Linked DNA regions of Homo sapiens: region 2 is linked to region 1. Evidence: read pairs that join two places in POLR2A ChIA-PET (ENCODE). Cell type or tissue: GM12878. All regions are shown on one strand. Each heading gives the region's core, and the rest is flanking DNA. Links, peaks and the distances in the headings are about the cores only.

What was found. Peaks named below come from ENCODE experiments on the same cell type or tissue, not always from the same donor. Only the 100,000 strongest peaks of a DNase experiment are listed, where the experiment ranks them.
Region 2: POLR2A ChIA-PET joins it to region 1 with 5 read pairs; 4 of 35 experiments call an interaction of 5 or more read pairs at or near these places.

What each region holds. Positions count from the first base shown.
Region 1 is chr9:125,756,502-125,761,892 of GRCh38, forward strand. The region is part of intron 2 of PBX3 (PBX homeobox 3); the gene reads left to right. Among named protein-coding and RNA genes, the nearest start is that of PBX3, 12 kb to the left of the region's middle. RefSeq lists enhancers at 2,212-3,873, 4,095-5,391. In GM12878, for the core only: no CTCF peak of the experiment used is centred there; no DNase peak of the experiment used is centred there; H3K4me3 peaks cover 1,974 bases; H3K27ac peaks cover 1,221 bases.
Region 2 is chr9:125,644,148-125,649,538 of GRCh38, forward strand. All of the region lies in intron 4 of MAPKAP1 (MAPK associated protein 1), which reads right to left. Among named protein-coding and RNA genes, the nearest start is that of MAPKAP1, 60 kb to the right of the region's middle. RefSeq lists enhancers at 1,342-1,935, 5,118-5,391. In GM12878, for the core only: no CTCF peak of the experiment used is centred there; no DNase peak of the experiment used is centred there; H3K4me3 peaks cover 1,836 bases; H3K27ac peaks cover 3,215 bases.

The sequences.
Region 1 (5,391 bases), core at 194-5,193:
TGTATTTGCTGGGTATGGTTAGAAGGAAGAGGGTTTGGGTAAGGCATTCCTACTGGGGTTTAGTTCAAGTGTCTGAATTCCACCACTGTAGCTGTGACTCTGGACCCAGTAAACCATATCTTCTCTTCAGAGCCATGTGGATTATTTAGTCACCACAGCTGCCATGCATGCATACTACCAAGGCAGGCATCTCTTCGGTGTGCATGTGTGATGCCTGTTAATGGTAATGTGAGTTACGAATGTGCACAGAAAGGAGGATGAGTTTCTCCTGAGACAAAAGTCCTGATTACATTTCGCTGTGAAGACGACTTTTAGTGTACCTACCACATTAGCTGCTTTTCTAAATGAAACACTTGGTTACTTTAAATTCTCACTCCCTTCTCTGATTCCCTGAACTAGTTAAATCAGTGAATCCTCATTAGTCTCTGATTACTTGCAAAATTTCATTTAAAACATATGAAGTTATTTTTGATTGAAAAGGGAACAAAAAGCTTTTGAAATTGCATGTTATTATTTAAACAAAGGTTTCTACAGGCTTTCAGATGTACTAAGCCCTGCAAATAATTTATAGAGGAATTATTGGGAAGGACTTATGAAATTCTTGAATGGCATTTGATGGGGAGGAAATCATTGCATTAAAAAATATATATATTTGAAATGGCAAGCTTAAATGTGCATCTTACCTTTACTATCCAAGTGTCCTTAAATGAGGAAGAATTGACTTAGGTGGTCTTACAAGTTTCATTTTTCTTTCTTTTCTCCTCCCACCATTGTTTTTTTTTAAAAAAAAAACTACAGGTGAAGGTTGTTGGAATTCATAGTCAGATATATCATTTTCAACTTGGAATAGGAACTAGAGCAGGAAATTGATTTTATATTTATTATGAAAGCAAGAACTCTGCCACCAACTGACAGCCATCCATGTTTTAGTTTTGTGATAATTGTTCACAGACATTACTCTGTAGTTGGTCCAGATTATTTATAATGTTGATTGGGACTGTTGGTCCATTAAAAGATATGTGTGTAATTAATATCTTTAATTAAACCTAGTAATATTGGCATATTTTATTTTTCTTTTACACTGGATCTTGGGTCTAGGATTAACTGTCAGTACTGGTAAGAACAAGTTATAATAGATTGTGCAGTGATTTCTGTGGCTTCATGGATGTATTTATTACCATTTTTGAACAAATTACACTAACATGAAAAGTTGTATTTGAAATGATTGTGTGCTAGATAAGGTGATACATTACAGGAATGGTTGGGTTTATGGAGCTTTATGCAGAGGTTTTCTCAGAAATTATAGCACAGGGCTGTCACTATAAAACCCAGTGATACAGTTGGTAATAACATACAGTGAAGATATTTTTAGATTTTCACTTGTTATTCAAATAAGTGAGAAACCTCCAGTTTTTCTCATCATATTTCTTTGTTAGAATCAGTAGAGAAAAAAATGAAGGAAAATTCTTTTAACTGTGTATGAGGTGTGGGTGTTTGACTTGTCTGAATTTCCTCGTGTTCACCACTTGTTACAGCAGTGATGTGATACTGAGGATGTCCTTAGGAACTTACTGACTTCTTGGTTCTTGACCTTTTGACTGTGATCAAGTAGAGATACTGAATGCCTGAAAATGAAATGATGGACTCTATAAACATAAATTCTGTTCTGTCAATGTATTGCATGAACTAATTTTGATTTGCCTAAATTTATGGCATTTTGTATTCAATAAAGGAAATATTTCTTACTTTCAGTGTAATCAGTATAATGTTATAGTTCTAACATCAAACCAGTTTCCTTTTTTTTTTGACTGATTATCATTGTGGCTGCTTTTTAATTACTGTGATTATTATGTTACTTTTAAATTTCTAATATTTTGCAGAATATTGACATGCCATCTAATAGTGTTTTCTAAAGACTGAACTTTAATCAGTATGAGTGCTTTAACTTGAAAATTAGGAGTTCAAAGTTTTCGTTTAGATGACTGATGTTCAGTGAGTGAATAATTTCAGAAATATAAACATTTTCCAATATAAAAAAGTAGCTGTCAACCATTGTAATGTGAAAAAAAGATAAGATGTTCCCATAAAGTTTTCCCTTTCAGTTTTAAATGTTAGAATTGATGGCCAAGCTGTAGAATTTCTAAACCTCTTCTTCCTTAAGCGATTATAATTTGCTGAACTTTAATGCAGCATGCTGAAAAAATAAGCCTCTCCCCTCCAGAAGATTCCATTCATTTAATAATGATAATAAAAATTACTGCCATTTATTGAGCAATGTCTGTGTGCAGCAATGTCTGCGTGCTGGGTGCTTTACATGCATTTCTTTAAAAAAAATTCATGCTTTAAATCTAAAGTAATATATACTTATTGGGAAAAATAATATAATGCTGATGACATATTATTTCTTAAACTTGTAGCAATGCTCCAAGGTAGGTATTTTAATTCTCAATTTGCATATGAGGAAGGTGACACTGAGAGGTTAAGTAATTTGTCCCTGATCCCATAGTGAGTGACACCCCAGGCTGTCTTTGCTTCAGAGGTGGCAGCAGAACTACTCAACTTAGGCAGAGAAAGTAGTGGAAATGGTTGATTCAAAGATGGCAAAACCTGAGCTTAAAAAAATGTGGTCAGGTCCAGAGTGACACTGAGTGGCAGCAGAGCTGTGGTCAGCACTAGTGTAAATATTTGTAGACAACCATGTTTTACAGACTTCAGTTTAATGGCAAAAATCTGCCCTAAATGCCTCAGTAAATATATGCTGGAGAACAGAAGCCTATTCACTGAAGAAACAATTGACTTTAGCTTTTCTGTTGTTAAAGTGGCCCCTAGTGATAGTGCTGCAGTGACTAGATAGAGCAGAGGAGAATGGCTTCCTCCTGGCTGGTGGGCTGGCAGTTTCACTGGCACTGCCAAATGTACTTCCTATTTGTTGTGCAAGGGAATTGGAACAGTGAGGCATTTATCATATCATCCCCTACTCCTCATGCAAGCAAAAAAGGAGAAGTTGTCAATGAAAGAAAAAGAACTGTAATCGCACATTTACATATGCTTCTAATTGTTGATTTGGGGATTTTCTATGAATATAGCTTCACAAAACAGATGCTGTTTAAGAAAAGGGGGAACATAATTTTGTGGGCAATGAATTAAGTGTTTTTGTGGCCCTCTCATCCGTAGCTAGGAGCAGTTTGTGGACCGCGTCTGTGAACGCGGCTCATAATTGTTTTTCACACATAAGTTATGCAAATGAGCTTTTATGGCAACTGGCATAACAATTAGCATCCTCCAGCAATATTTTAGCAGGTTAATTGCAAAATTTCTAAATTGTACATCTGACTTGTTAATTAGGCATGACAGAGGTGGTAAAATAGTTATCTTCAGGCAGTGGCAGCCAGGAGCTGCTTGAAATGCAAAGAGCAACGATTGATTGGATTTGAGGGTTACAATTGTGGGAGCACTGCTGTTGTCAAGTGCCGCTGAGCAGCTCTGCTCCATCAGTTGCCTCAGAGCAAGAACTCGGTAGTTGCTGCGAGGATCCTGCCATTTACAAATCTGCTTTATTTAACTCTGCAACTCTTCCATTCCAACCTATCTGAGCAGTTTATTTCACGCGGTTTGTTCTGCGTTGGGATCATTAAAACGAGATGGCAACACAAATTATTTTGTGCTCGAATTTCAGGACGCTGAAAGTTTACTTTCTATTTTAAAGTTCATCTCAACATTTTTCTCTTAAAATAGAAAAAAAGTCATAAATTCCCTATTTTAATTAAATTGTAAATTTCAGTTCTCAAGACTTCATATGTGATTATTTGCTTTTTAATGATTTAACTCTTTTAAACAGTGCATCTTTTTGTGCTTCATAGGTTCATTGCAGGAAAATACTGTTTGTGTATTTTAGTCTTAGGTTTTTTTTTTGAGACATAGGAGAAGAAAAGAATCTGATGTAAGGGTTTCATACAGTGGACAAATTCATTTTGCTTGTAGAATTTATAAAATAATATTAGCATGGCATATTGTGATGATATTGTATACCACTATTAGAATTCTATCTACAGTATGTTTTAAAAATTATTTTTTCAAAATTGTATTTAAATTTCTGTGGTCTATTTCATAGTTTTACTTGGATAGTAACAATAATTTGGTAAACATAAACATTAGTGAACACAGCATGATGGCACATTGTGCATCTGATTGTGCCAAAATGAACCATACCTTTTGTGTTTAAATTAGGCTAATTACATTTTTCTGTGCATATAAGTACCTACAAGTACACTGAATATGAAGTTAAGCATGTGTGAAATTTGATGTCACCTTTGAATTCACATATATTTTCTTGATTAAGCCACGTTGTGTGTAATGTTGAAATGTCATATTTTCATTTAAAAAGTAAATGTTCTACATGTGCAGCTGTACCAATATTTTACATTTTCTTATGACATGTGTATATGGAGGAAGTGCCATTTATGATATGTTGTCATCAATAATTTTGTCACTGAGAATAAAAGGCTTTAAACTCATCCACCCACTGGAACGTTTTATCATATTTATTTTAAGAGATATGAAATTAGTGAACAATTGAGCTTTTTATATTTAGGAGATGCAAATGTAACTGGATATTTACCATTAATGAAGTGCAACATAAATATCTCAGTGCCAATAAATTATACATAGCAACAGTGTATTCTATAGACATCTAATAAATAGTTTCTTTTTTCTTTTTTTTTTTGCTAGATCCTTTAGCTACATTCTTTATTATGGTCTAATTTACAGCCAATGGTGATATTTAATATTGGTTAACTTTTTAGAGTGATCTATTGCATTTGAAAATATTGTATTTTGAGTAAGAGTAAAACATTGTTCCATATCATTACATTTACTGATTAAATGCTCACTGATTTTTATCCATCACTATTCCACAATTCAAGCAAGAGTTTACTACAGTAATGCTTCAGTGGATAATATTTGGAATAGAGTAACCATTTTAATGAGGTTCATCGAGAGAGCTTCAGCAGGGAGCATTTCAGGTGTATTATGGCTTTTGTCTTGTCATGATGCATGTCTCCGTAACATTAGAGAAAAAGCTACAGGGCCCCACTCATCTCAGTTAATAATAATAATAATTTTAAAAAGTCAAAACAATAACACAAAACCCCTACCTTTCTAATAAAGTGTGAATAGAAAGATACTAAGAACAGGCAGCACTATGTGTTTTTAGGAAACTTGCTAAGTAAATACCATTTCTGTAGGTTAAATTTCCATCACATTTTTAACTGTCCCAGTATTGATCACCCTATAGAGGAATGAGACTGAAGTCTGGTAGTTATTAGTATAAAGAGGGTCAGCTGCAGAGACTGGTACCGAGTAGAGGCTCTCATGGTAATGATGCTGCTATTT
Region 2 (5,391 bases), core at 54-5,053, 110 kb before region 1:
TAGAAGGATAGGTTTCAGGAGAAAAATAGACATTTTACTAATCACCTCATAACCTCCTAAGGCAGGTGTCTAATGTATGAACTACCAGGATGGTCCAAGACAACCTACGTTAGCCCATTTAAGTTATTTTCATTAAAGATGGGGTGCATAATAAGGGTTCAAAATTACAAACTGTAGGCAACTCATCTATCGTAGTAGTAAGAGTCCTTGAAAAAAAAACATGAAACAGAAAATTTCACATTAGCACAATTTTAACCCAAAATGGCAAAATTAATTTTTGCAACACAATTGTCCCTTTGCAATCACTGCTAATGTTAAGAGACCAGATAAAGAATTATTAGCACCATTAATGTAATATCGAAGTCACACCTATACATCCTTTTCCATAGAAAATGGTTCTTAATTTTCAAGTTGTTCTGCTTTATTAAAGCTCATTACCATTTCTCTTTTAATAAGTGCTCTTTAAAGTCATTACCTGCAGTGAAGTTAAAGGCAGAGCTATTAAAAGGTTACTTTAATGTGAATAATAGCCTCCCAATATACTCAAGTTAATTACTATTGGAAACTGGTTCTATTTTAATTTAATGCTGAACGCTTAATGAAGGATCTGCCGGGGTAGCAAAACTGACAAAAATTATTCATGGTCAACAGACCTATTCTTGCTGTCTCATTTAAAGAGATAATATCCATTTCTAGTTCTACATAACTGCATTTAAAGATCAAAATTACATATTAACATTTTTCTCTGTATATCTAATTGAATATGAAAAATGTGTTTTTTTAATATATTCAAGAGCATGTTAGACATAGCGCAATCATCAGTCATAATGTGGCAGCCCCTCAAACATGTAGGAGGTGGAAAGGAATCTCAAAACCACTACAAGGAGAGTTTTGAAGACAAACAAATTCATTCTGGGTCCTTTGTGTCTGCGCATAAAAAGTAACCGTCACCAAAAGAAAAAGGGGAGGGGAAAGGCTGAAAGGAGATGAGCTGAAAGGGACACTAGAGCCAAGGGGGACCTGAAGAGCAGGCCTCTGCCCAGGCAGAGAGAAATACAAGCCCCCTAGCTTTGCAGAAGAGCTACAGAGGCAAACCCCAACCCCAGCCTCCTCACAAAAGGATGTGACTGGAGTCCTTCCACTGTGGCCAGCCTCAAGTAAAACACATGCACACTTTCCCCCAACACCTGAGAAACGAAGCTCAGTGAGAACGCAGATGACAATGGAGTTTTAAAGACAACTCAGGTTCAATGACAAACATAGATTTTTCTTTCTCAAGCTAATTTTACTTAAAAAGATACCAAATTGGCCAGGTACGGTGGCTCACGCCTATGATCCCAGCACTTTGGGAGGCCAAGGCGGGCAGATCACCTGAGCTCAGGAGTTCAAGACCAGCCTGGCCAACATGGTGAAACCCCGTCTCTACTAAAAATGCAAAAATTAGCCAGGCGTGGTGGCAGGTGCCTGTAGTCCCAGCTACTTGGGAGGCTGAGGCAGAAGAATCACTTGAAACTGGGAGGTGGAGGTTGCAGTGAGCCAAGATCGCACCACTGCACTCCGGCCTGCGTGATGGAGCAAGACTCTGTCTCAAAAAAAAAAAAAAAAAAAAAAGTACCAAGTTTCCTTGACATCCATATAGAATAAATGCATTATAATCAACTCATGTGAGACAATGTCAACTACCCTCTGCCTACTTGGCCACTTGTTTATCCCTGTCAGTGTGCTGACTCTGGAATGCAAACACCTGGAAGGCAGAGTTCCGATCATGTAAAATTATTCCCCATAGGTGCCACTAAATAAAATTTTTAAAAATTTTTTGAGATAATTGTGATAAAACAAAGCTGCCCTTAACATTAATTCAGTAATGATATCTTGAGAAGTATTAAAATGCTAACCAAAAATGGGCTCCTCAAATATTACATCAACTGTACACAAAGGTATTCCCCATATTTTAAATTACATACTTCATGAATATTAAAGAAATGCTTTTCCTGTGTCAATCTGAGAACCACCTCAAAGCCTTTGGGTGGTGAAAAGACTAGAGATCTTAGTATTATAAATGCCTGGGATAGAATAAATTTAAAACTAATACAGAGGTAGAGGTAGGAGGATCACTTGAGCCCAGGAGACCAGCCTGGACAACAGAGCAACACCCTGTCTCTTCAAAACAAAACAAAACAAAACAAAACAAAAAACTAATACAATGCCATCAGGAGGCCATGAGTCTCACAAATTTAGCTTCAAAGCCTAGCCATCATTTATCCCTTCCGTGAAGTTTCAGTTTCCTTCTCTGTACAACAGTAAGGAATGTTATGAGGACTGAACAAATTGCTACATATCAAGTCCATTAGAGGACTTGGTACAAAATAAGACTCAATAAAATGGAGCTATGGTAATAATGATAAAACCTTCCTTAAAAGGGGGCTTAAATCTCATAGGCTAGATTTTATGAATTTTGTTTCTAAACTAAAACAATAACATCATTTAAAAAGACTTGTTTTAAAGCTAGAAACCTAATAAAATAGAAAGAGGAAAAAAAGGTCATCATGGTTGAAAAAAGAACCCAGCAAGTTATTGTTTTGATACCATAATTAGGAAGAGAAAATGAAAGTCAGCAAAACCACAGTTTTAGAAAAGTGGTTATTAGATTTTCTTCTTTCCACAGTGGAAAAAGTCCTTCCTGTTGAAGAAGGCAGTGAAATTTTATCACAGCTATTGCTATTCATAAATCTTATATCTATTTTAATTCAATCTGGCCCTAGCCTCAGAGTCGCTGCACCACAATTTGATTACTATAACCATACTTTTTAACTGCTGTCAGGAAAGACAGCGCCTTATACAAACATCTGCCGGAACACATGCCTGCGTTCTCCAGCACCAGCCTTAAATCACGCTCTGGTGATGAATCTTTATCTGACACTAATACTTTTTAACTTCATACGGACAATTAAAATGAATTGTAGCTAAATGCACATATAACAAATCAATTTAATCTTTGGTTGCATAGCAGCATATTTTGCAAATTTCCTAAACTTACATGTATTTTGTAAAATTTCTTACATGTATCTTTGTCTAGGTGTTAAACTTCAGTTTAACAGAAAGTAAAGTGGAAATACTAATAAAACACAGCTCTTATGATACTGCCATGTAGTTGCAAGCCTCAAAGAATAATGACATTTGAAATTTATCACTGCCATTTTTAAAAACTTCCACATTTCTATGTGGAGAGTACCATTCTGGGCTTCATTATAAGAGTGACCAAAGCTGAATTCCCTGGCCTGTAGGAATACAACTGAAATTCGGACAACCACACCAAGGATAAGAAACTGGCTCAGATCCGAGCCGTAGACAGTATTCATCTACTATTCATCTATAGTGCCCATCACATTTGCTCTCTGGTTTGTTGTTCGTGGTTCTGTTCCTCTGCTCGGTCAGGTGCACCTAATGTCATGGACCACTGTCACAGTCCTCAGCACTGGGCACGATCATTCATGTAAAGTATAGTTTCTCCACTTGATGGCCATATGGCCGCTCTTGTCTTTTAAGTTCCCCAAGGGCAGTCAGCCCCATTTTATTTATCAGTGCACGGTGCAGAGCTGGTATGCAATAAATGTTTGAAATGAGCCAGTACAGTGTGGGTGCCTAGTAAATGATGTATTCGATGGATAGAGATGTGTGAACGAATCCACTCTGCACACCAGAAAAATCAATGGAAATAAACAAACATTTGTGAGGCACACACCAGTTACTACGTGTGAAAGCATTCCCCTTCCCCAGTCCCAATATCTTTTTTTTTTTTTTTTTTACATGTAAGGAAGTTAAGGCTAACAAGATGCAGTAACTTGCCCAATCCATATAACTGATAAAAAGATCTGAAGCAGTCCGTCAGGTTTCAAGTCCACTGCTAAAGGAAAAACTTTTGTTTTTAAATTTTAAAAAATTTCAAATGTTAACTGTTTTTGTTTTCGCCATAACAACGACTGCAAGAGTCTAGGAAAAAGAGCTGTGGTACTGGAATAGGAGAAAAAGGAGCTGAATACCAGCTCTGCCACACACTAGTGGGGAATCCTTGAGCACCTCACTTTCTCTCTCTCAGCCTGTTCCCTCACCTGGAGCTAATACTCCCTAGATCACTGTTCTGTTAGGATAATTAAGAGGAAAGTTCCAATGTATACACAAAAGATTAACTCTTCAAAAGTTGTAGTTTTCCCATCTGTACCCCCCTACATCTCACTGATGTCAATCACCTCCCTAATCACAAAACTCTGGAATCTTAAAGCCAAAAAGAATCCAAGAGGTCATCTAAGCCACATTCCTGATTCTAAACACGCAGAAATCAAGGCTCATAGATGAGAGATTACTTGTCCTACATCAGAGAGAAGGAACTGCATGGCCAGGACTAACACTCAAGTCTTCTGATTCCCTGTCAGTGTTCCTTCTAACACATGGCCTAGTAGTCCTGGAAATCAAGTTTCCATTTTGTATGAACCCCATTAATGAAAATAAAAATCTCAGCTGGGCACAGTGGTTCATACCTGTAATCCCAGCACTTTGGGAGGCCGAGGCAGGCGGATTACCTGGTCAGGAGTTGGAGACCAGCCTGACCAACATGGTGAAACCCCGCCTCTAGAAAGAATACAAAAATTAGCTGGGCGTGGTGGCACGCACCTGTAATCCCAGCTACTTGGGAGGCTGAGGTAGGAGAATCGCTTAAACCCGGGAGGCGGAGGTTGCAGTGAGCCAAGATCACACCACTGCACTCCAGCCTAGGCGACAGAGACTCTGACTCAAAAAAAAAAAGAAAAGAAAATAAGAAAATAAGAATCTCTGAGAATTAGAACACTTGGATTCTATGCCCAGCTAGGTGGAGCCTAGGCTGTCATTTGATTTCTCTGGATAGAGGTCTTCAAGATAGTAAAATCATGGCCTCATTCTTCGAGGGAGAAGACAATCTCTCTACTGCAAACCATGCAGAGCAAAGTACCCCAGGATGAGAAGGCTGAATGTAAAATGACACCATCCCTAGTCCCCTCCATACCTACAAGGATTGTCTCCTGGGCTAGACCTCAGTGCTCGATATTCATTCCAACCAGATTCCCTCTTCTAACCTGGTAATTAGTCAGGTAGTGAGAAGGTAGTACAACAACAGTAATCTCATTGTAACAAAAATACGTCCATGTTGTTTACCTCTTAGTCCCCTAACCTCCAACAATTACAATCAACACGTCTTAAATGACACCTGGCATCTGCCTCATTTAAAATTACTCTCTCGAAAATAAAAGAATAAAATTACCCTATCGTTTTCTCCTCTGAATGGCCTGGTGAGTCAGGCTGGGCATCTGAGTGCACATCCCTGTCATCTGAGAGGAAGTGACTGATGGGAGAGGAAGT